Regions from separate parts of the Mus musculus genome. Here regions 1 and 2 are each linked to region 3. A link is a loop called in an ENCODE intact Hi-C map of the cell type or tissue named here. Cell type or tissue: left cerebral cortex. All regions are shown on one strand.

Region 1 (8,000 bases), 170 kb before region 3:
TTAAACCTACCTACCTCTTTTTTTTTTTGAACCAAAGAGAAAGATGGCCTGTGTTTATGAAACTTATTCTAAAACACAGCTTGGTTTGTACTACGGATGCCTGCATTGTCTTGGTATTTTTGTACTATATAAAGAAAGGAGGGGACTCTGCTTCATCTTCGGGGTTATTGTATTTTGGAGTAATACCTAGAATGACAATATTAAGGTACATGATTCACACCTTTTTTAAAATGTGTAACAATTATGGAAATGCATATTACTGTTAATGTCTTTGGAATTTTAAGTTGATAAAAACTATGAAAATGGCCATACTTCATTATGAAATTGAATCGTCTCCCAGTGAACATGTGTAAGGTATGACTGATTTATCTGTACATCTTGTATCTTTTTTGGGGAAAAAACCCTCCTATTGAACACAGCTTATTCTGATATTGCTACATAGTCACTGCTCATTTGTATTAAATATATTTGTCTGTTTTTAAAATGGCTTGTTTTCTAATTGTCCTAGCTCCTCTCTGTTGCTGTGACAAAACACTCTCAAGCAAATCAACTTAGGGAGGAAAGGGCTATTTCACCTTATGGGATACCGTCTGTCACTGAGAGAAGTCAGAGCAGGAAGAAACAGGAACCATGTGGGCTCTTTCCATTTGCAAATGGTAGTGAAGACAGCTGCCCACAGACATGCCCACAGGGACTACCAGAGACATGCCCACAGGCAATACCTCAGTTGAGACTCTTTGCTTTGACAGTTGACAGAACTAATTAGGACACTCATTTTGAAAAGAATTTATAAATAATACATTTTTTTCTTTTTTGGTGTCATGCATTTATAACACCAACGCGGGTTTGAAACAATATACTTTACAGACTGGTTCCCGAGAGTCTTTCTCAACCTTTTGCCTTTCCTGAGCTGCTATGGGTACTGTGCATTTGGGTACAAGGCACTGTTTCACATGGTACTCAACGCCTGACCTTAAGAGCAAGGATTATAGCCCAAGGGGTTTCCAGGACCAAGAAAATTACAAGGTTGCAAGATTAGCATGGCACATCTTGGAAGGGAGGGGTGTTTTTTTTACCTTAAAATTATGGGAAACAGAACACCAGTAAGTTTACTTGTGAGTAATTGAGTAAAGTTTTCTGATACAAATTATAGAATCTGATTCATAAAAATGAAACAAGAGTGTGGAGATGAATGGACACAAGCCTTACTAATATTGGAAAGAGCAAAGAGGCAGGGGTAGTGGCCATAAGAAGAAGGGACATGAAGGAGGCCAGGCCAATGCTGATGGCTGGTGGGAAGTGAGCCCAGAGGCAGGTAGTCATGGAAGATGAGGGAAGGCTTCAGGAAGGCGATTAGCTATACAGTTCTCCTTTTCTACTTCCTGGTTCTACAGATGTTCCTTAAACAAGATCTAAATGTCTTTACACTGGGGTTGTAATGGGAAATGGTGGGTAAAGGCCTGTTTCTGATAAACATGTTTCCATTGCAGACAGAATAGGTCCCTACTCTTCGGGTCCCCCTGTCTGCCTGTTCCCTGGGTAGTCTCTCCATCTCTAGGAAGAAGGTAAAATTTTAAAGAGAATTAATTTAGAGACATTAAAATCTACACCTTTCCCTACAAATCACAGAGACTCTCACTTGTAGATTTTCACGGGGCTATAGCTGTTCCTGCTGATTGCTTTGGGTCTACCCTCACTCAGTTCTTTTTTCCTCACACAAAGTTTGCCATATTGGGAAAAAGTTTTTCATTCACTTCTTCTAAGTTTGGCCTTATCCTGTTTTGTGTTGACACCCATGAAGACAATAACAAACAAGTAGTGTTATTTTGTCATTCATGAGGGTGGAGTTGGAATGGAACTATTGAAGGGTTTTGAGGCATTCTGAGATACCCTTCAAACCAAGCCTGTCACAGACTCATGGCATTTTCTAGACATCCCTGTCTTCCAATGAGTTACCCATGTCTCAGAGCAGGTTAGTCTGAGTTCTATCTATAAGTGTTCTCCCCTGTAGACATACATCCCTCAGCCAGTCGATGTTATCTTGAAACAGGTGCCCACAGGAATCTTGGTGTGCGACATTGTCATGCAAGCAACTTAAATCTGTCAGGAGACTCCTATATCACTTAACAACCGAAGCAGTGGGCGGGGGATCCTGGCCTCTCTGGACAGCAGTCACTGTCCACATTGGTCAATGCCAAGAAACCTTTTACACCAGTATCCATGTATCTGATTCAGCCATTGTGCTATGCTTAGAATGGGCTCTATTGAGATGACACAGGGCTAGAACCTGGCAATCTGTCTCCTTTGCTATCACTGGGTTTCCCCCTTTCCTCTGTGATGTTGAGAGATTTCCTTTGCTCGCTTCTCTGGGACCCTGACATCTACTCTACTGGGAGTGTATGTGTTCCTGAAGACAAAAGAGCCTTCCACTGAAAATGACTTCTGTTCCCACATTCACACGTCACAGAGGGGAGGGAATGCTAACTCGTCGTCGTGGCTGGAGATGAGAGAGATGGGAACATAGAGATACCAAATCTCAGACTGTCTCTAGGTTGCTGCACTGTGTCTCAGGATGAAACCTCTGTTGCCACACGGCAGGGAGCTCCGCACTCAGAAGGGGTCCTTACTAGCATTTGTTTAACATAAGCAACAGACCATTCTATCCACAGAGTGTCCAAATCCCCCGGCATCCCTGGTGTGTGGCGATGTGATGTCACAGCAGATAGCTCGATAGACAGCGTCCAGGTAGAAGAGCCAATGGAGGAAGAGTCCGCCCCCACCCACAACCCATCTATTAGAGTTGCAACTAGGAAGCAAACCTAGAATTGGGAAGGATGCTTCTGGACTGTGCTATCAAAGATATACGGTGCCTGTATCTCTTTTAATAGAAATTAATAGCAATCATTTAGTACAAGCTGGAAAAATACCACAAATGAAATGAGAAGAAATCAGGAACAGCCACGTGGGCTCTAGCTCTGACGTCATCAATTGCATGGGACTGTATCAGTCATCTCCAAAAGACGATCTGCATTATTTATTACATGGATGTGAAGAGTTAGAAAATGCTCTTTGCGTGGGAGTTTGCAACATGTATGTTACTTTCATCATCACGCCAGAGGCTAAGTATACTCCGTACCTCACACTGTTTCTGTTCAGAGTGGGAAAAAAAAAAAGCACCCAGGATACACAGGTTGCTGTCAAATAAAAACACTCCACTTTACACGACAGCGCTTCACCAGGAGGCTTCAACGTGGTGGTACTGTGCTGTTTCCATTAGTAGAAAAGAATATTTTGTGACTTGGCTTTGAATGCCACCACCACCTGGTGGTGTACTATTTATTCTATTAATCTACCCAGCATCAACAGAAGTTTGGACCGTGAAGCCCTGTTATATTTGGCTGTAGAACCACATATTTTTTAAAAGCTTGTTATTTAAAAGCAACAATCAGTCATTGTACATATTTATGGGGCCCAATGTGGACTCCACAGTTATTTCTTGAGGCCAGTAAGGGTTTGTTCACTGCACGTAACATCAGTGGCCTCTGTGTTCCACTAGGTGGCAGACGTCTCTCAGCGAGCGCCGGAGCCGTTTGGTACCTGGGAAAGGACAAAGCCTTCCAACTTTTGCTTTTTCCCTTTGCTATGACCTGGAAAATCACTGGGCTACCTTGGAGGCCGAATTTAGATTTCCTGCTCAAACCACCGTTACCCTATTTAGAGGAGTGAAATTAGGGTCAGCCTGTTACCATTCCAGGAGAGGAGACGACAGAGAAGCCTTTCATGGGCTCCTCTGAAGAGAAGGGCTTGTTCTTGCTTTTAACGATATTTTCCCCAAACCAGAAAGATGCCATATTTTAAAAGTGAAATTAAACACGATTGAAAGAACAAACAAGGCTGCTGATGTAGTGAGCTGTGGGTACACGTTCACAACCTGGCAAATATTGCTGGGATATTTATGTGGGTAAATATTTTTTTCATTTCCCAAAATCAGTTGAGAAGTGTCATTGTAACTCAAGCTTATGACACCAGTGTGGAAATAAAAATAAATTAAGCAATTAATAACATGCTCCCAAAATTTATTTTTTTCTGATCATTTTTTTTGGGGGGGTGGGATGGGGTTTTCGTTTTTTTCTACAGGAGTTGTAAGCATTGATTTTGTGGCATACTCTGGTCGATATGTTTTACAAGAAATAAGAATTGAGGGGCTGGGGATGGCTCAGTTGATAAAGTGCCTACTGTGTGAGTATGAGGACTTGAGACCCCAGCACCCAGGCGCAGCTGTCCAATGCTAGACATGGGCAGGTCTCTAGGCTTGCTGGCCAGCCAGTTTAGCTGAATCCCGGGGCTCCAGGTTCAGTGAGAGACTCACTCAAAAACTAAGGTGCAGAGCAATTGAGGAAGACATCCAGTGTTGACTTCTGGCCTCCATGCACATGTGCGCACACACCAAGTGCATACACACCCCGTGCTCCCATACCTACAGGGAAATAAAAAAGGGGTTTCTCCATAATAGATTCTTGCTGTGTTCCTGGAACACTAAGCTCAGTAGAGGAATTCATTTGGAAAATCACGCAACTCAAATTGCATCCTGTCGTTAACCTGGGATTCCTTTTGGTTCAAGAAACAAGTAGAAAAAGATATTCTGGTAGCTAGGTGTGGAGGGACAGGCTGAAGCACAAGTACTTGGGAATTGGAGACAGAGAGATTAAGAATTCAAGGTCATTTTTGGCTAGGTAGCAAGTTTGAGGCCAACCTGTGATACAAAACAGTATCAACTAATGACAGTAACAGACAAGTGAACAAACAGACAGAAACACCCAATAAACCCTTTTGCTTCCACCACAGATGTTTTGATCAGAGGGGGGGACCCTCCCTCCCCCCCCCCCCAGAAATTAGGACGTGAAGGAGAAATGTCAGACCAGGGTGACCACTCAGGTTTCTTACGAAGCTCCCTTCTGAAGACAGGGATGGAAGAAGGGTGTGTGGAGGAAGGTGTAGGTGCAGGCTGTCTCTTCCTTCTTCCTCTCATTCTCCTGTTGTTTTGATTTTTAACTGTAAGGCCTGGGGATTAGACCTAGGGCCTTGTGCCTGTCTGGCAAGCAGTCTACCACTGAGCTACTGCCCCATGCATCCCCCCCCCCCCACAAACCCCCATTCCCCGACCTTGACCCCTGATCCCTTCTCTCTCTTTCTCTCTGGACTCACTACAGAGATTAGCCTGGCCTGGTGCCTGCAGGTTGTTTAACCTCCTTAGCCTTGCCCTGTGTTTTCAGTTTCAGTTCACAGGAAAAAAAAAAAGAAAGCTGTGCTTTAAATGGAAATACCCAGCCCAGTGAGAGCTGAGAGTGTGAGCTTCTCTGTAGTGGGAAGATAGTCTCAGCAAAAGAGCAATGTTTAAAAGTTCTAAAAGACTTTAATCAATGTGAGAAATCAAAGATTAGACAAGATTCAAGTGATGGCTCAAAAAGAGGCTAGGGTATGCTTATATACATCCCAGTTTTAATACGTTTTATTTATTTATTTATTTATTTATTTATATTTATTTTTATTAGGTATTTTCTTTATTTACATTTCCAATGCTATCCTAAAAGTCCCCCATACCCTCTCCCCCACTCCCCTACCCACCCACTCCCACTTCTTGGCCCTGCCGTTCCCCTGTACTGAGGCATATAAAGTTTGCACGACCAATGGGCCTCTCTTTCCACTGATGGCCAACTAGGCCATCTTCTGATACATATGCAGCTAGAGACACGAGCTCTGGGGGGGGGGGTACTGGTTAGTTCATATTGTTGTTCCACCTATAGGGTTGCAGACCCCTTTAGCTCCTTGGGTACTTTCTCTAGCTTGTTTTATTTGTTTTAATATTGGAATATTGTCTTTGTGTATGATACCCAAACGGTTTAACATTTAAATGTTGATTAATACTAGTTATTTTTAACTTCCTAGCACAGCGGTTTGGAAACTTGACCACACAAGAACTACCTGGAGTGGTTTTAAAAACAACAACGACAACTGGTAGCATTTTGTTTAAGTTCGGCCCCAGTTACCTGGCAATGGCCAGGTATGCCTGACTCACTATAAAAGGGGCTGCTTTCCCCTCCTCTGCTCTCTCTCCTCCTCCTCCTCTTCCTCTTCTTCCTCCTCCTCCTTCTCCTTTTCCTCCTCCTCCTTCTCCTCTTCCTCCCCCTCCTTCTTCTTCTTCTTCTTCTTCTCTCTCTCTCTCTCTCTCTCTCTCTCTCTCTCTCTCTCTCTGTCTCTACTACCCTCTCAACTCCCCTCCCCATGCCCTGAATCAACTCTATTCTATAATACACTGTTGTGTGGCTGGTCCCTCGGAAAGAAGGGATGCCTCAGTATGGGCCCTTGGAGGCACCTGCTTCCCCCATACCTGACTACTCCTCCATCAAACATATTCCCTTTCTCTTTTTATGAACACAACAACAACAACAACAACAACAGCAACAACAACAACAACAACAACATCTAGCCAAGGTAGCCTAGGGAATGCTCAATCGAACACCCAATTAAATATCCAATCCAATGCTCAAGCCTCATGTGTCAGCACCCTACTCCAATGTTCTGGGATTATTGGCAAGTGACAACACACCCAGCTGGTAGCAGGCGGCTTGGCTTTTAAAACTATTTACTCTTACCCCAGGGCAAAGAGATCTGAGGGTGGAAGAGAACCTGATGCCCCAGGTGATTCTGGTGTTGAGCCTCGGAGGAGAGTCCTTGAAAATTGCTTTTTCTCTAAACGTTGTGTGCAACGTTTTTTTTTATATTTGTAGTTTGGATCAAATAACTGTAAATGAAGTATGGTGTTTTCCAGTGCCCTTTTAGGCAGCAGACTGGTTAGATAGGGGACGAGCAACTGTTGAGTTAAGAGTGAGTCTAGGCTTTTGGCCCAAGAAAGAATGAAAAAGTTGCCTGTCATGCAGATGGAGAAGCAGTGTGACTAACATGGTTAGAGCAGAGACCCCTAGTTTTGGATATAAAAAAAACTGAGGCTGAAACCAATCTGGGCTACATAGCTGACTCTTCTTTTTCTTCTTCTACTTTTTTTTTTTTTTTAATGGCACCTCCAGGTGGTTCTTATGCAATCAAGTTTGGAGCCGCTGTGTTAGGGACTGGAAACAAAACAAAACAAAACAAAACAACCAAAACACAAAAAACAAAACAAAACAAACAAATAAAAAACCATGGTAGAAATCATTACAAATTCAGGTCAACATTTCAGGCCAGCAGTTGTGGATTTCTAAATGCATCATTTGGCAGTCATGAGCATCTAAATGCTATTTAAAGCCATGAAGTCAGACGATCCCCTAAGGAGTAAGTAGAGGTGGTAGGTAAGGATGATGATTGAGAGGTCCTAGGAGGTGAGAGAGTGGAGGAGAGGGAGTTAGGTGAAGAGGGGCAGCTAGCAGGTGAGGCATCTTTCCCTCCAGATGAGGACAGAGAACAAGTCTGCCCCACCTTCCCCCCGCTCTGTGGCTCTGCTATGAGAAGATGTTGACGGGTGTGGGTGGGCGAGAGTTTTCTGCTCCAGCATCTCTGGGGAAACTACAAAGAGAGAAGGTGCTGGGTTCATCCAGGCTTTCTCTAGGGAACTGCTGGGAAAGCCAGAGAGGAAAGGGCATTGGAGCTCTGAGAAGGGACTGTGAAGTGTGGTCCAGCGAGCCAGAGTAGAGAGAGGGGGAACCACACACAGAAGTGTGTGGGCCCATGAATCAGAGGTCTCAGAGAACAAGTATAGTGGGAATGGTTGGCAGGTAAGTGGATAGGAAAGAGTTGGGTTAGGCAGAGAGTTTGAGTTATAAATTTAACAGAGAAATGGTTTGGGGTGAAGACATTTTGGGATGCGACAGCATAATGTTAGGGATGGAATACAGAGCTTTGCAAATAGTAGGTAAATGCTCTACCATTGAACTATATATACCCTCTGCCCCACGTATAAGTGTCTATTGTTTTGGGTATCTAATATCTTCAATGAAGGTGAGGAA
Region 2 (8,000 bases), 130 kb after region 3:
TTGGGATAGCATTGGAAATTTAATTGAGGAAAATATGTAATAAAAATAAATAAATAAATAAATAAATAAATAAATAAAGCAAAACGAATAAGCCATGGATGTCAAGCTAGTCAACAGTGTGTCCCGTATTTTCTACTTCAGGGCTTGCCCTACTCCCCTCAATGATAGTGTGTGCCATGGAAATGAAAGCTCAAACAAACTCTTTTGCTCTAAGTTGCTTTTGGCTATGGTATTTATCCCAAAAAAATAAACCAAACTAATGTGATGTGCTGTATTGATTGTGATCCATCAATAGAGGCTAGTGTAGAATTTTTTAGTTGTCTTACTGTGGCTGTGTTCAAGGAATTTCAAATTTTAAAGCATTTTTTGGGGTTCAAATATTAAAGCATTTTGGGGCATGTCTAGATTAATGATACTTAATCTTCATACAAAGAACCTTTTAGCAAATTAAATCTTAGGCCATTATTATTTTTGAACTAACATTTTATAAAATTTACAAGGAAAGTGGTATTAGTAAAATTTGTATCACTTTTCATATGAAAAATAGAGAAAGCAATAATATTTAGTATTTAGGTATCAAACTGTTACTTACTTCAGAAATGTATAAAACCAGACTGGCATTATACCTTTTATTTTTCATTTCTATATTAACATTGTTTTCAGATCCTCTCAGAAAATCGATTTGATTAATGCAAAGCAATCTCTCCAGTTCACCTTGTCGTCTCTGCAGCGTAGCCATTTGTGAGACCGCTTTGACTATAATGAGCAGTTGACCCAGCTATTGACTATTATAAAGCTGAAGTGGCAGAATCACCTTTGATTCTTCAGTTGGGTTGAGAGGAGAGTCAATCTAAGACGCACATCGCATCAATCAGGAGGGCTGTGGGCCAGTTGTAGCGAGGCTGACCACTAATGGAAATCCGACCTTACAGTTGTGCAATGGCATTGTTCCTTCAGAATGCTCACACTTAGAGTGAACTGCATCACAGAAGGGTCCCTATTCTAACACTCCCTATGTAAATAAAATACAGAGGATTTAATGATCCCTAAAACAAGTAGACATTTGGATTAAAAGAAAAAAATTAACAACCTTAAAAATGTGCATTATAGCTTCCTGTTGAAAATACATTTCATGTCAATGAACCCTTTAAGCCTATAAGACAATGAGAATGGATGTTTCCTACCAGAGGCATCGTGACTGATGCTTTGTTCTCGTTAGCGGCCATAGGTCTCTTTTCTCAATCCCTGTTGATTGGGCAAAGAACAGCAGGAAGTGATTCTTGTCTCCTGGCTTTCCTGTTGTGGCCTCGTGCATGCGCATCAACCCACAGATTTACACTCTTGCCAGTGATGGCTGAGGTGCAGCGAGGCTAGGAAGGAGGCTAGGCTTTGGCTGGGATGAGCCAGGGGAGATGGGCACAGGTGACATAGGTGAGCTTTGACAGCTAGCTGGGACTGTAGTGGAAGTTTATGAAAGGCTGTTTTATTTTGACGGAAAGGATCGAGAGTTATATTCTGGCAAAGGCACGGATGTAGAAATGGACAAAGTGTGGGAAGAGCAGCAGACAGAAGGAGCATTTTCTTTGGGAAGAGTAGTTTTATTTCTTCCTATGAGAACGAGAAAGCCTCCGACTCCTTTCTTATCGCAGGTCTCTGTCACTTTTCTTTCCTCTTTAGCCTGTGAAGGAGGGAGGATCTATGGCATTTTTTTTTCAGCATCGTGCTTCTGTGCTGGCTAGTTTTTGTCAACTTGATACAAACTAGAGTCAGTTTGGGGGAGAGAGACCTTAATTGATTCCACTAGATTGGCCTGTAGGAAAGACTGTGGGGTCAGTTTGTTGATTCACGTGGAAGGGCCCAGCCTAGTGTGGGCTGTTCCACCCTTCGGGGAGGAGGTTCTGGGTTGTATAAGAAAGCAGGCTGAGCAGGACAAGGGGAGTAAACCAGTTAGCAGCACGCCTCCATGGCCTCTGCTAGGGTTCCTGCCCCGGGATTCCTTGATGATGGACTAGAAGCCAAATAAGCCCTTTTCTCTCCATGTTGGTTTTGGTCAGTGTTTTATCAACAACAGAGAAGGAAACTAGAACAGCTCCTGAATAAGGTCTGTGGTTGTGACGTAGTCACAGAGTGCATGGTTAAGACGTGCAAGGCCTTGACCTCAGTTCCCAACAGCAGGCCACACATGGAAGAGTAGCAGAAGTTCATCGTCATCTTTGGAAAAGGGCACTTGTTCTAATGCTCACGTTTGTTTTTATATATTCACTTCCTGTTTCTAGCTTTCATTGTTCCGTAAGACAAACGGTAGAGTGACAGTAAGGGAATGAGGGAAGGATCCACTATAACCATACGACCCTGCCTATACTGCCTCTGTTTTAGGATGGCTCATCTGTAGAACGGCAGTCCTTTAGGCAGAGTGTCAAAGTCAAGGGCAAGTAAACCTCTGAAAAACATGCATTAAGAAACACTACGGCCTTTTAAGCCACAATGTCACTGTTGCAACTTAGCAAACCAACAGTTTAGTAGAAAAGCAGTTATAGTGGGTTTGTGACAGTAAAACCTGATTTTCAAATATAGGTGAGGGCCATGTTAGCCCAACCCCTGGGGCTTTGCATGTTAGTCCCACCCCGGGACTTTGCTGGCTTCCAGTTTTAGAGATATGTGACAAACAGATTTTATATAGCCAAAACCTAAATTCCCCAACTTTCTAAGTATGTGTGAATTCTTAAAATACAAAACCAAAAACTTGTAAATCAATTATTTGAGAATTTCATACCAGTATTCATACCCTCCTCTTTAAAATCCACAAAGTCCCATTATTACTGCTGATATACTCCAGAGTATTTATGATTCTCTTTCTCTTCTCCCTCCCTCCCTCCCTCCCTCCCTCCCTCCCTCCCTCCCTCCCTCCCTCCCTCCCTCCCTCTTTTCCTTCTTCCTCCCTCCCTCTTTTCCTTCTTCCTCCCTCCCTCCCTCCCTCCCTCCCTCCCTCCCTCCCTCCCTCCCTTCCTTCCTTCCTTCCTTCCTTCCTTCCTTCCTTCCTTCTGCCTTTATATTATAGTAATTCTCAGAAAAATTCTGTCTATGGAATCATATAGAATCTATAGGCTTATAGTTGAGCTATAAAATGCATTACTCATTTAATTAACTCATATCATTTTTTTTCTTGTCCCTATTTTTGACACTGTGACTAAGAGTGTTGCATAGGTGGAATGTGCTGTCATTATAAACACAGGTAGAGATTATATGCTCAAATAGTTTAATTAAGAGAAATTTCTTTATTTCTTCCTTGACCAAGTTATCATTGAGTAGAGTGTTGTTCAGCTTCCATGTGCATGTGGGCTTTCTATTGTTTATGTTGTTATCAAAGACCAACCTTAGACTGTGGTAATCTGATAGGATGCATGTGATTATTTCAAGCAGTTCTGCTCCCATAAAATTTATTTAAACAAAACTTCATATAGATTTTGACTGTAGAGATCCAACATACCAGAGAAGATTATGACTTCTCTGATATGTTGGATCATATCATATTATCAGGAGAGACTGACGAAATCTTCTGTGAATATGTGTGAGTGTGTATATGTGAGAATGTGTATGTGTGTATTATGTGTGAGAGTGTATATGTGTGTGTGTCAGTGTGCTTGTATATGTGTATATACATGTGAGAGTGTGTGTGTGAGTGTATGTATAAGTGTGTGAGAGCATGTGTGTGTGTGTGTGTGTGTGTGTGTGTGTGTGTGTGTGTGTATTCCAGAGGTTAACCTCCTATGTCATTGTCTTTTGAGACAAGGTTTCTTACATGGACTGGAGCCTCATAGATTCAGCTAGGCTGGCTGACCAGCAAGTCTCAGGGGTTCACCTATCTTTGTATAGTTTTGGGATTATAGGCATATCCTCATATAACTTGTTTAAAAATGTTTCTTTTCCTTTATTTTTAGTTTCCTTTATTTTACAGTATGGGTATTTTGCCTGTATGTATGTCTCTGCACCATGTATGTGCTGTGTCCAAAGAGGCCAGAAGAGTGCATTGGATCCTCTGGAACTGGAGTTATAGATAGTTGTCAGCCACCATGTGGACATTGGAAATCAAACCTGAGTCCTCTGGAAGATCAGCCAGTGTTCTTAACTGCTGAGTCATCCATCTCTCCAGCCCTGATGGCAGGCTCTTTGCTTGCTGGGTATTGAACTCAGACCCTCATTCTTATGCAGCAAGTACTTGACTGACTGAACTATTTCCAAAGTCTAAAACCTTCTTTGTACAGCTTTTGCTATTAGGGAGTGTCAATTAGGAGGAAGCCTGAGAAGCCAGCTAATTAGCCACATGATTTTGGGAGTGTCCTTGGCTTACAGCCCTGTGTTATTATATACTTTTACTACCTGTATATAATCTCAAAACCATTATTCATATTATTTATATGTATATAAGTTTACATTGATTATCATATAAATATATATTTAAATCAATGACACATATATTGCTTTTATTGTTTTGTTGTTTTTGTGGTTAAATCCCAGAGATCCATACATATCATTTAAGTTCATATTTATACATTCCAGATAATACTACCATATAATAATTATAGTTTATTAGCTGTCTGCCTTTTCTTACCTCTTCACCTTTTCTTTGTTTAAAAACTTGGATCCATGTGTTTCTCAGGTAGCTACTGCAGAAAGCACTCTTGGCATTTCCTGTTAGAACATTCTGGGCACACTTCCACTGGACTGAAGGGGAGACTTTGGCCAGAGAGAGAGTGAAGCTGCATTCTAGAGAGATTCTCTTTGAGTAGGGCAGCGGCCTTTGGGTTTGACCTCAAATCTAGAAGACTGTCACTGGTTTAGACTGGTTTCTATCACATGGTACAGAGGAGTGTGTCCTCCTTCTTACCCCTGAACTCAGCCCAGGAGGAAACCAGATCGGAAGGGTTGGTCTAATTGAGAGTTCCCATGTGCCATTTAGTGATTATTGTGCCCTCTGGTGTTTTTCTGAATTTATTGCCTGTGTAAATCGGCATGCAGAGCTTTTGGGGATAGCCCATGGGGCACTGGTCTGCTGAGTCTTAGTTGCAAGATGAACTGGTGCGTGGAGAATGGACTGCTCCCCCTGGAAGACACTTGTTAACAGATAGACTCTTTTATTCTTTGTCATCTTCGTTTTCGACTCAGAACAGCTCCAGAGGTATCTGTGTTCCCAGCTCTTAGAGATATGGTCATGTCTGATTACCAGTGCCCTCTGATGGTCTGATGGCCACTCCAGAAGTTCTCTCCTTCCTTGTCTTCACATCTGCATTCTGATGGTCCTGTTTTGCTTTCTGGCCATTGCAGAGATCACTTAACTGGCCTCTCTGACCCCTCCTGTCTTCCTTCCACTTAGTCATTTCTAAACTCAGCTGTTTTCCTTTCTCTTTGCACTTTTGATGGCTCCCCATACTACAGAGGGAAAAGCTTTCCCTTCTTAACACAGCTTGGTAGACTTTCCTAATCTACCTGTAATCTGCTAATTCAGTGTTGTGTCTTATCTTTTCTTCCTTTTTGCCACATGGGCTTTGTTATGGCTGATAACCACTCTCTGTCCCCAGCGAGACATGCTATGCACCAGTCTGCACCATGCTTCTTCTATGTACCTGCCTTTGTGCTTTGGAACGCTTCTCTCTCTCTCTTTGGAAAACTTCATGACCCTTTATGCCCAATGCACACGTTACCATCCCTGAAAGGCTTCAGTGCTTTCTGCTGCAGTGGTTGGAGTTGTACCTCACTCCAGGATCCTTTTGGAGCTTCCCGTGACTCTGTCAGTCTTTATTCTCCCCATTGAGTAGTAAGCTTCTTAGAGGGAGGGACTGGAACCTTTCCTTGGAAGGATCCCATAGGACATCCTCAAAGCTCTTTTGCTTCTTAAAATTTGATGCTTGTCACAGGAGGAACATGCTTTGGAGACTAGGGTCTGGTAGCACTTCAGTCTTTGGACATGTAGGTGCTATACTAGAGTCATGAGGCTCAGGGTAGAGCCAGGACTGTGGCTTGAGTGATGGCAGCCAGCATCTGTGAGTCCTGAGTGACAGCCTGGTTGGCATAGGAAATAGTGATGTAGGTGGGTGGGGGCTGTCTTTGTACCTTTCCACTTCATTTTGCTCATTTGGGGCATTAGAGTGTTTGAATAGACATCCCTTTGGATGCTTTTAGCTGTCAAAAGTGTGTGTTATTGCCTCTGCCTTGCATTCTCTATACTTTACAAATTATCTACAAGAATATATTACTGTCAAAACTTGAGGTGCCAGGCTAAGGTTCCAATGACTCATAACAAGCAAAAGATCGAGCTAAAAGAAAAGCATTCAGCCCAAAGAAGCACCTACAGGCAGGCCCATCTGGCACCCAAATGACACTTATTAGTGACACACTTGACAGTGCCAGGGGCTTGGAAGAATCATGGTCAGCAAGAAGACTCTAAACAGGACTGGACCAGGCTGAGGTTATGTAAGGCTGCAAATGGCCTGTGTTTATCAGTGTTATCAATTAGGAAGCCAATGCATACTTGCTTGAGTATATTTGGCAATAGGCATATTTGACACTAGGTGAAGATTTTTGCACCAATGATTTCATTTGACTTCACAATTTCCCCAGGATCGGCTTAAATATCTCAAAATCATATGTTAGAAATGGGCTCAGATAAGCTAAGTAACTTACCCAGATCACTCAAGTATGAAATGTTGAAGTCATTCTTCTAGTGCCCAGTCACAAGATTCTAAAACCTGTGTTCTTTTTTTTTTTTTTTTTTTTTTTGTTGATATAACATTCTACTTCTATGTTAGGCAAAGAGATAAGGGTCTAAGAGGGCTACTGACAAGACCCGGAATTTGGAGATACTGTTTCCAGATTCCTAATAGCATAAAGAGATGGTAGATAGTGCAGAATTCTATTACAAATTTCCCATCTTCAAGCAAGTGTTTTGATGAGGGATTACAAGTTGTTCTTATCCATGTCTTGAGGAATCCAGATTTCTAGCTGTAAGTCAAAGAATGGGATCTGAGTCACTCCTTGAGTCACTGCCAGGGCCATGGTGCCTGGCAGGCAGGAACAGTGCGTGCAGGGGCCCCTGGAGCTTGTCTGGTCATGTGAGCTGCCAGGCACGCTGTCTTTGAGACAGGGCCCTGGACTTCAGCCACTGCCATGGAGCCCTTACTTGAGATGTTGTTAATCGTTATGGTGAGAGTACAAACACACCTTTTTCCTCATTTCACAAGCTTCTAAGTGGGCATCTAGGAGTGGGGTGCCTGTGGCACAACATAGGTCATGTGTGCAAGCCCTAGGATGAGGTGAAGGCTGAGATGCAAGTGATGGGCAGCTCTATGTTAGAGTGGATGATGGGCTCCCAATTCTAAGATAGGGGTTTTCCCATGCAGACAAAACTGGTCATGTCACACAGCATACATGCAAAAGATAGACACTGGAGCATCCAACCAAGCTTCCATTACCACTTATTTCAGTAGAATGCTATTTCTTCTTATGCCAAATGTAAGGAAAATTGTGGTGCACTTTTTATTCCTTGGGTCCAGAATCTTTGGAACTCTCTCTTGCATTCATCATCTGGAATAACATACACTGTAATATGAAGATACTCTTAAATTAGACAGCTTCCTTTCTATGAATGGGACCATCATACCAGTTTAGAGCATCAATACTTAGGTTTTGAAACTTCTCAGTAATCATTGTCTGCTCTTACAAATGGTGCTTTCACCTCTTGGATCAGCCATGCTGGTTGCTGCCAGGGTACTCTCTCGAAAGCCCAGTTTTCACCATGCATCCCATTTTGAAGATTATCCATTAAGATAGTCGAGGAGTCAGTGACCTTTGGATCACTTTTGACTTGAATTCCCTTCGACATCAGCTGAGGAGGGTAAATATGATTGCCTTATGAATCAGAAGTCATTCCTGTTCTTTATTAATGTCCACTTGCTGCCTTTTCTTGGGTTTAGTTTGTTTCTCCTTGAAATCTTCATACCACCACA
Region 3 (8,000 bases):
AGTAATTGCAATAAACTCCTGAATACCTGCTGCAATTATTAATTTTAGACATCAGGCATGTGGGATGCATCTAACTAAAATCATGTCATCATGTATTTTAGTAGTTGAAGTTATAGAAATGAAGTAATTTTCAAAATGGAGATAGCATGCAGGGATTTCCTACTTCTGAACTTGTTTCACATGGGTACAGGCAATTCGTTTTATAGTCTCACTTTATTTTTGCCAAGAACATTATAAGTGGTCAGAATAAATATGGGTAACATTTAACTAGAGTAAGTGACGTTTCTCCTCTCTTATGATGATATTCCTATGCTTTGTATCCCTGTTTGTCTTGTATTTTCACTTACCTGTCATCCATTGATCCACCCATTGATCCACCCATTGATCCATCCATCCATCCATCCATCCATCCATCCATCCATCCATCCATCCATCCATCCATCTACCTACCCCACCCCCAACCCCATGGCCTCATGTGTGTCAACATTTGGTTCCTAGATAATGGCACTGCTTGGAAAGGTTGTAGATAATTTTAGGAAGTGGAGCCTTGCTAGAGGAAGTGAGCTAACAGAAGGAGGCCTTGTTGTTTTAAAGCCTGGACCCACTTCCTGTTCACACCCAACTTCCTGAATATGGAATACAAAGTGACCAACCGGCTCCTAGCTCCTCCACCTTCCCTACTGTGATGGACCATATCTTCTTGACCCTTCCACTTTTAAAATTGCTTCTCATCAGGTATTTTGTCACAGCAATGAGAAAAATTACCAATGTAACCATTTCCTGACTGTTCTGAAATTGTGAGCACAGAAAGGATGCCTAGAACATGGTATCCATCATCTGCTGCCTTTTCAGAAGCTCGGGTACCATCTATCTACTTCTTGTTCATAGTGTAGTAAGAAGGCATGATCAAAAAGCACAACAAAACAAGAAAGAAGCAGAGAATAGACTGAACACCTAGACACCTGCAGAGACCTAGAAGGGAAAGAACAGAGTTCAGTTTCATGTGTTCCGTGTGTCTTGTACAAAGAACACTGGTGTAGCAGTAAAAAGTTAATATGATGGAAATTCCCCTGTGGGTATACAAGCCTCCTATACACCTGCCCAAATGTTTTGGATTCCTGAAAGAAAGACACATATACACAGATTTATATTTTATTTTTTTACTTGCATAAGCTGCATATTGTTTAATTTTGTACTTTTATTGGATATTTTCTTTATTTACATTTCAAATGTTATCCCTTTTTCTGGTTCCCCCCACCTCCTGAAACCTCCTATCCCATCCCCCCTCCCACTGCTTCTATGAGGGTGTTCCCCCTCCCACACACCTACTCCTGCCTCCCTACCCTCGAATTACCCAGCACTGGGGCATCAAGCCTTCAACGGACCAAGGGCCTCTTCTCCCATTGATGCCTGACATGGCCATTCTCTGCTATATATGAGACTGGAGCCATGGGTCCCTCCCTCCATGTGTGTTCTTTGGTTGGTGGCTTAGGCCCTGGGAGATTGGAGGTCTGGTTGGTTGACATTGTTGATCTTCCTATGGGGTTGCAAACCCCTTTCAACTCCTTCATTTTAAATACCTTAAACAGCTCGAAGGGTGGGCCACTCCCTAACACAACACATGTGTATGTGTGTCTTTCTTTTGTGAACCCAAATCATTTGGGCAGGTATAGAGATGTGTGCCCCCATCTGGGAGTTTCCAGAGGATTAATTTTTTTACCGCTACACAGAGGCAAATTCCCTCCTGATGCTTTCACTACTGGGGAGGCAGAGTAAAGTGAGGAAGGATGTGTATGGGAGGGAGTAGAGGGGAAAGGTGGTTCATTCCATTGTATATTTGTCAATTTGGCAAACTGAGATTTCCTAGTGTAGTAGCATCAAGAAGCACCATGGATGGCTCTGAGAATTTGCAAATAAGTGTTACCACTTGTGTAGTCTTCTAGGAAGGGGTCCGTCTAACTCAGTAAACTCAGTAAGTGGGGGACCTGCACCTCTGAGTAGAAACAATGCAGATGTAAGGGGGATACAATCTTGCTTTTATTAAATCTGTAATAGGAACAATGTATGTAACACTTGATCTACAGAGCCTTTTCTTCATCAATGAAGTGTGTTGGGGAGGTGATACATCTTATTACAGATAATATATGTAAAGTATCAAGTAGAGGCCTTCACCCAGTGGGCAGTGAGGAAGTGATGGAGGGTGAAGGTTCCTCATGTGCCATTAAGGAACCATTTTGGTACTCTTTCCTAGCATGATAGAAACCTAAATTTCCATATCTGTACGTAAGAAACAGTTACCAGTATCTTTCAAATCATTCTCCTTTAAAATATTAAAAATTTAAAGAACACAGCTCAGGTGAGAAGCCCATTATATTTTTCTTTCGTTTCTTTTTCTCTTTTTCCTCCTCTTCCTCCTCCTCCTCTTCCTCCTCCTCCTCCCCATCCTCCTCCTCCCCATCCTCCTCCTCCCCATCCTCCTCCTCCCCCCTCCTCCTTCTCCCCCCCCTCCTTCTTTTTCTGGTACTCTATCACTGAACCACCCCCCATCCCAATTGCTGTTTTGTTGCCCCAATTTTAGACATTTACCATCACCTGTTGTAGCTTCTCACTCACCTGAAGAGCCCCACAACTTCTTTAAGTGCCTCTTGTAGGCCTCCTACACCTCCATCTGTCTTCCTTGCCCTTATATACACTTTCTGGATTAATATTTGAGTTTTATGACCTAAAGTACTATTTACATGTTACATGTGATATGTAGCAATTTAAAATATTTGGTCTTTGCTGATGCTCTGTGGATGCACAGGGATGTGTGGTATAGTGAGTGGTGTTTATGAAGCTGTCCCTGTGACAGGCACCACATATATTCATACCTTATATCAAGGCTTTGCAGCTTTTGATGGAAATTTATTTATCACCTGAGGACCTTGATACAGTTCAGGGTCCTACTCATTCAGTCTGGGTAGGGCCTGAGAGACTTTTTTTTAAAATTAGATATGTTCTTTATTTACATTTCAAATGTTATCCCCTTTTCTAGTTTTCCCTCCGAAAATCCCCTATCCCCTCCCCCCTTCCCCTGCTCACCAACCCACTCACTCCCACTTCCTGACACTGGCATTCCCCTATACTAGGGCATAGAACCTTCACAGGACCAAGAGCCTCTCCTCCCATTGATGACTGACAAGGCCATACTCTGCTACTTATGTATCTAGAGCCATGAGTCCCACCATGTGTTTTCTTTGATTGGTGGTTTAGTCCCAGGGAGCTCTGGGGGTACTGGTTAGTTCATATTGTTGTTCCTCCTATGGGGCTACAAACCCCATCAGCTCCTTGGGTACTTTCTCTAGCTCTTTCACTGGGACCCTGTACTCAGTCCAATGGATGGCTTTGAGCATCCACTTTTGTATTTGTCAGGCACTGGCAGAGCCTCTTAGGAGATAGCTATATCAGGCTCCTGTCAGGAAGATCTTGTTGGCATCCACAATAGTGTCTGGTTTTGGTGGTTGTTTATGGGATGAATCCCCAGGTGGGACAGTCTCTGGATGGTCATTCCTTCAGTCTCTGCTCCACACTTGTCTCTGTAACTCCTTCCATGGGTATTTTGTTCAGGCCCGAGAGTCTTACAAGGTCCACAGTGATACTCCTGTCTATGTATTCATTCCAAGTACCAAGGCGTACTCTTTTTTTTATTCTGACAACCCAACGTGGCAAGGGTCACTTCCTTCATTTTATAGGTGAAGAAAATGAAGGTTAGAAGAATAGAAGTTGCCCAAGGTTATCAAAAAGCAGCTTAACTTGGATTCTAAATCCAGGTTTGTTTACTGGTCGGTACACATGATCTGGATTTTGGAAATATTTTAACAGTATTAAGGGATGATCTGATGCTACCTAAAATGAAATGCTTGGCTAGTCTTTGCTTTTTCCTTATCATCTTTCCTCTTTTCCAGCGCCACTTCTTCTTATGCAGGACCACATTTTAAATGGCAAGTCATGTGTGTTTTGTTTGTAAAGATCTATAATGAGTAACATGGCTTACAGTACTTGCCTCTTTTTGATGGTTTTGCATTCTGAGTTTTTAGGAAAGTGGTAGTCAACAGCCAACCCCCCCCCCCCAAAAAAAATCACATGGAAAATTCCAGAAAGAAAAAGTATATATATTTTATACATTCTTTCACGATTTATGATTATAATGTTCTATTTTATTGCAACACTGCTGTTGATAATCTTCGTGCCTAGGATGCACTTTACAGTTTCGGTGATACAGTATTGCTAAGGATTGATCCTCCTGTAGTTTCAGGCTTTCAAACCTATTATGGTCTAGGAAACATTGTGCTATTGATGGACTCCACAGTGTGCACAGAGGAAGTTGCTGGGGACGGATGCATGCGAGGAAAGGAAATCCTTAGGCTGATTTATTATTGTTTAAGGCTGGTTGTGTACACAGCAGGCCACGCTTGCTACAGTCACGCATAAAAGAAGCGAACTTCTGTCCCAACAGATCATGTACTTTTTAAAAGTTACGTTTTGTCCTGTTTATAAAATCAATAAGATCCACAATCGAAAATTTGAGCTACAAATATCTAATGAAACAGCAGCAGCAGCAGCAGCAGCAGCAGCAGCAGCAGCAACAACAGATATAAAATCCCACCAAACTAGATTTCAATTAAAAAAAAAAAAAGACTAGCGAAGAGGGCATTTACAGGGAGTTGTCAGAGTTCAGTGAAATAATATATTACTACAAAAAGCTTATACACCCTTTTCGGCTTTGTAGGGCAGTGGGAATAAAAAAGACAGGGAGAACCTTGCCTCAGTATGACAGAGTTGACATGTGTGGGTGTGTGTGGGGGGGAACTTTCCAATTTTCCCCAGGGTTCTCCAAATATGCTGACCCAGTCTCTCAGTGTCTCGGTACTGAAGCGATTTGAGCTCAAACCTGGTGGCAAGTCACTGACGCATGCGCGCTCTTGCCTCTGTGTCACCGGCCAGTTTTCTTTTTTTCTCAGGCAGGATTTTGAAGATCAGCAAAAGGCGCTGGACTGCTTTAGTGAACAGTTCCAAGCCTGGGAGATATGCAAAACCTACTTCTTTCCCTCTACCTAGGCTGAAGCTGCAATTGTCCCCACGTCACGCACTTTCAAGGTGTCAAAACATTCTCAGAAGAAACTGACTTTCAGGAAGGGGCTGAGGATGGACCTGGAGGAGGCGGGACCAGGGGCCGATCACAAACTTTCCATGCTGCGTTCTCCAGCTGCGCGTAGTGCACATCTCATTTCTCCAGGCTCCCTGTGTCCCAGTTAAGCCTTGGCTCCTCTGAGACCCTCTTAATTTAAATCGCATTCATTGTTCAGGGTGTCCCCGGGGACACCCCTGCGAATCTCAGTGTTCAGCCACACTTCCTAGGAAGCCGCGCCGATGGGCTAATCCCTGGACGCCCCGGGGTTGTGCAAGCTCCACTCATCCGAGGGTTCACGGGCGGGCGGGGGCGCCGGGATCCCCTTTGTGGCCGCCGCCCCAACTCGGCCCGCTCCTCCCCCCAGCCGCCCCGCCCTCAGCCCCGGACCCCCAGCCAGGGCGGCGGGCACGCTCGCACCCGCGCCTCCGGGGACTCGCGGACCGCACAGACCGGCCAGGCGCGCTGGGCATGCTCAGTCGCGGGGCGCCAGGCTCGCCAGTCGGAAGCCAGTGCTCAGCGGAGCCGGCCGGGGCGCACCGAGAGCGCGCGGCACTCGCTGCTGCAGCGGCGGCCGGGCCGCGGCGCATCCGGGCGGGGACCCGAGGCGAGTCCCACGCGGCGTCCCCGAGCCGCCGGCAGCGGCGCCCGCTCCAGAAAGGCAAAGCGAACCAGGGGCCATCAGCGCGACTGGCGTCGGCGGGGCTCTGACGCTCCGCGGCGGCCACCTCAGAGTCGCTGCCCGCCCCGGCCGGGCCGGGTCCGGGAGCCGTCGGACATGGAGCCGTGGAAGCAGTGCGCTCAGTGGCTCATCCACAGCAAGGTGCTGCCCCCCAACCATCGGGTGACCTGGGACTCGGCGCAGGTGTTCGACCTGGCGCAGACCCTTCGCGATGGAGTCCTGCTCTGCCAGCTGCTCAACAACCTGCGGCCACACTCCATCAATCTGAAGGAGATCAACCTGAGGCCCCAGATGTCCCAGGTATGGAGGCCACCCCGCGACCCCGCTGCCCGTCAGAGGCTCCCATTAATCATCCGGATAATTTCTTTGTGTAAATGCAAACATCTAGGTGCGCTCCGCTTTGCCCTGCCTCTCAGTTCTCAGCTTGGGGGCTTTTCCTCACTTGCCTTGAAATGACTTAGCTTCTAAGCAGAACTAATAAAGCCTTGCGTCGGGAGATGGTGTATGGAATCCTAAAGGTTTCTGGGAGGCGGGAAGAAATAAGTTATCCTAGGGCGCGTTTCACCTTTCTGCCCCCCCCCCCCGTGTGTGTGTGTGTGTGTGTGTGTGTGTGTGATAACAAAGAGGGAGTCGGCTCTAAAATAACAATGAGAAGGGATGAGATGAAGCGGTGGGGTTAATTTTGCTTTGACTTATTTTTTGCTTTCATTTGGTCCTCACGTTCTGGAAAGAGGAACTGTGCCATAGATGAGGACTCTAGGAAGTGGAGGGCGTTTGGTACCGTTATCTGCTCAGAGGAAATAAACCAAGAGGGACACAGAGAGCCTTCCTGAAGTTCCCCACCCCGCCCCCTAAGCCCGTGGCCTGTTAGCAAACTGGAAGGTTGTGTTTATAGCTTGTCTGAAAACGTAAGGGGAGCCAGCCCAGCCTCCCTCACCGGTGGCAGGAAGTGAGAAGTTTTGCTGGAGACTCTGCTTTTTTTCATTGGGTCTTGCGATCAGGTAGCTTGGAGGCACTTGGGCTTCTGTGGCCTTAGCTTGGAGATACCTCTTTGAGGGTTCTGATTAAAATCCAGTCCTGGAAGGCACAGAAAGCAGTGGGTTCCTCAGAGACAGCTCAAAAAGCCACATGCAGCCCAGTGCTGCTTATTTTTTGGGCCGGTCGGAAAGTTTCTGTTAAAAGGATGTTCAACACAACTCAGAACTTCTATTTTCTCTTTCACACGCACACGCACATGCACACGAAAAGAAAAAGAAATGTTTCAACTTAAAAGGGGAAGGAAAGAGACCTTTTAGTGACATATTTTAGCACTAGCCCTGTATGATTCAGAGACTTACCACTTACCCAGAGCTGTGTCCTTGCAGAAAAAAGTGATCTTATGCAGTTTAATAATCTCATAATTAAAGCAGGAACTCCCACACTCTGCCCTGGTTGTCAGTATTTCATCAGGGTCGATCCTCACTTCAAATTCTGTGTCCCCTGTTGGTAAGCAGTCTCCAAGGAAAAAAAAAAGCAGATATATAAGTATTGAGTGCCATATGTGTTTACAATAAGGATCAATTATTTTAGACTCTCTTAGAAACCTGAATGATGGGTGATTGCTAATTCTGTGGACTTGCCCACAATTGTGGCAACCATAGATAGTCCTGTGGAGGGCTTCAGTGGTTGTTTCTGTACTGTCTGAGTTAACTGTTAGGAGTAAGGTTGTGCCACGCACAGGAGTCACTTGTTAGATCTCCAGTTCCATTTGATCAGTAGTCTCAGTAGCAGCATGAAGTCTTGTGCTTTGATGCCACGTGCTGTGCATATTTCCTCGAAGTTTAGTTTCTGGAACTTTCAGCAGTTACTCATCAAAGTGTTCTTAATAATCAAATTTCTCTCTTCTTTCTTTTTTCCTTCCTTCCTTTCCTTTTCTAACTGCCTGCCTGCCTTCCTTCCTTCCTTCCTTCCTTCCTTCCTTCCTTCCTTCCTTCCTTCCTTCCTTTTTGGATAGCTGGGCATTCTTTGACATTCAAGTCTTTATTTGACTGCTGACAGTGCATGGGATCTTGTCAAGTGGATTCTCCTCTTTCTTCTCTTAAAATGCATTATCTATAATGTAATCAGTTTGATGACTGAAGGTCATTATAAGCATCATTGATGAAAAGGAGC

The links. A loop is a pair of places that touch in the nucleus more often than their neighbours do. Peaks named below come from ENCODE experiments on the same cell type or tissue, not always from the same donor. Only the 100,000 strongest peaks of a DNase experiment are listed, where the experiment ranks them.
Region 1: it touches region 3 in a loop (3-fold over the local background); 10 of 42 quality-filtered maps call a loop at or near these places.
Region 2: a loop joins it to region 3, with 2.8 times the contacts of the local background. A loop is called at or near these places in 4 of 42 quality-filtered maps.

The regions. Positions count from the first base shown.
Region 1 is chr3:109,167,974-109,175,973 of GRCm38, forward strand. It overlaps Slc25a24 (solute carrier family 25 (mitochondrial carrier, phosphate carrier), member 24), which reads left to right. Exons shown (of 10, transcript NM_172685.3): 10 at 1-436. Among named protein-coding and RNA genes, the nearest start is that of Slc25a24, 49 kb to the left of the region's middle. In left cerebral cortex, a CTCF peak has its summit at 3,553 (motif pointing right); DNase peaks (open chromatin) are centred at 3,571 and 5,315; H3K4me3 peaks cover 241 bases; H3K27ac peaks cover 195 bases.
Region 2 is chr3:109,462,600-109,470,599 of GRCm38, forward strand. All of the region lies in intron 2 of Vav3 (vav 3 oncogene), which reads left to right. Among named protein-coding and RNA genes, the nearest start is that of Vav3, 130 kb to the left of the region's middle. In left cerebral cortex, a CTCF peak has its summit at 4,980 (motif pointing left); a DNase peak (open chromatin) is centred at 7,061.
Region 3 is chr3:109,335,094-109,343,093 of GRCm38, forward strand. It overlaps Vav3 (vav 3 oncogene), which reads left to right and starts at 5,590. Exons shown (of 27, transcript NM_020505.2): 1 at 5,590-6,149. The coding sequence starts at 5,946. In left cerebral cortex, no CTCF peak of the experiment used is centred here; DNase peaks (open chromatin) are centred at 4,997, 5,688 and 6,768; H3K4me3 peaks cover 2,114 bases.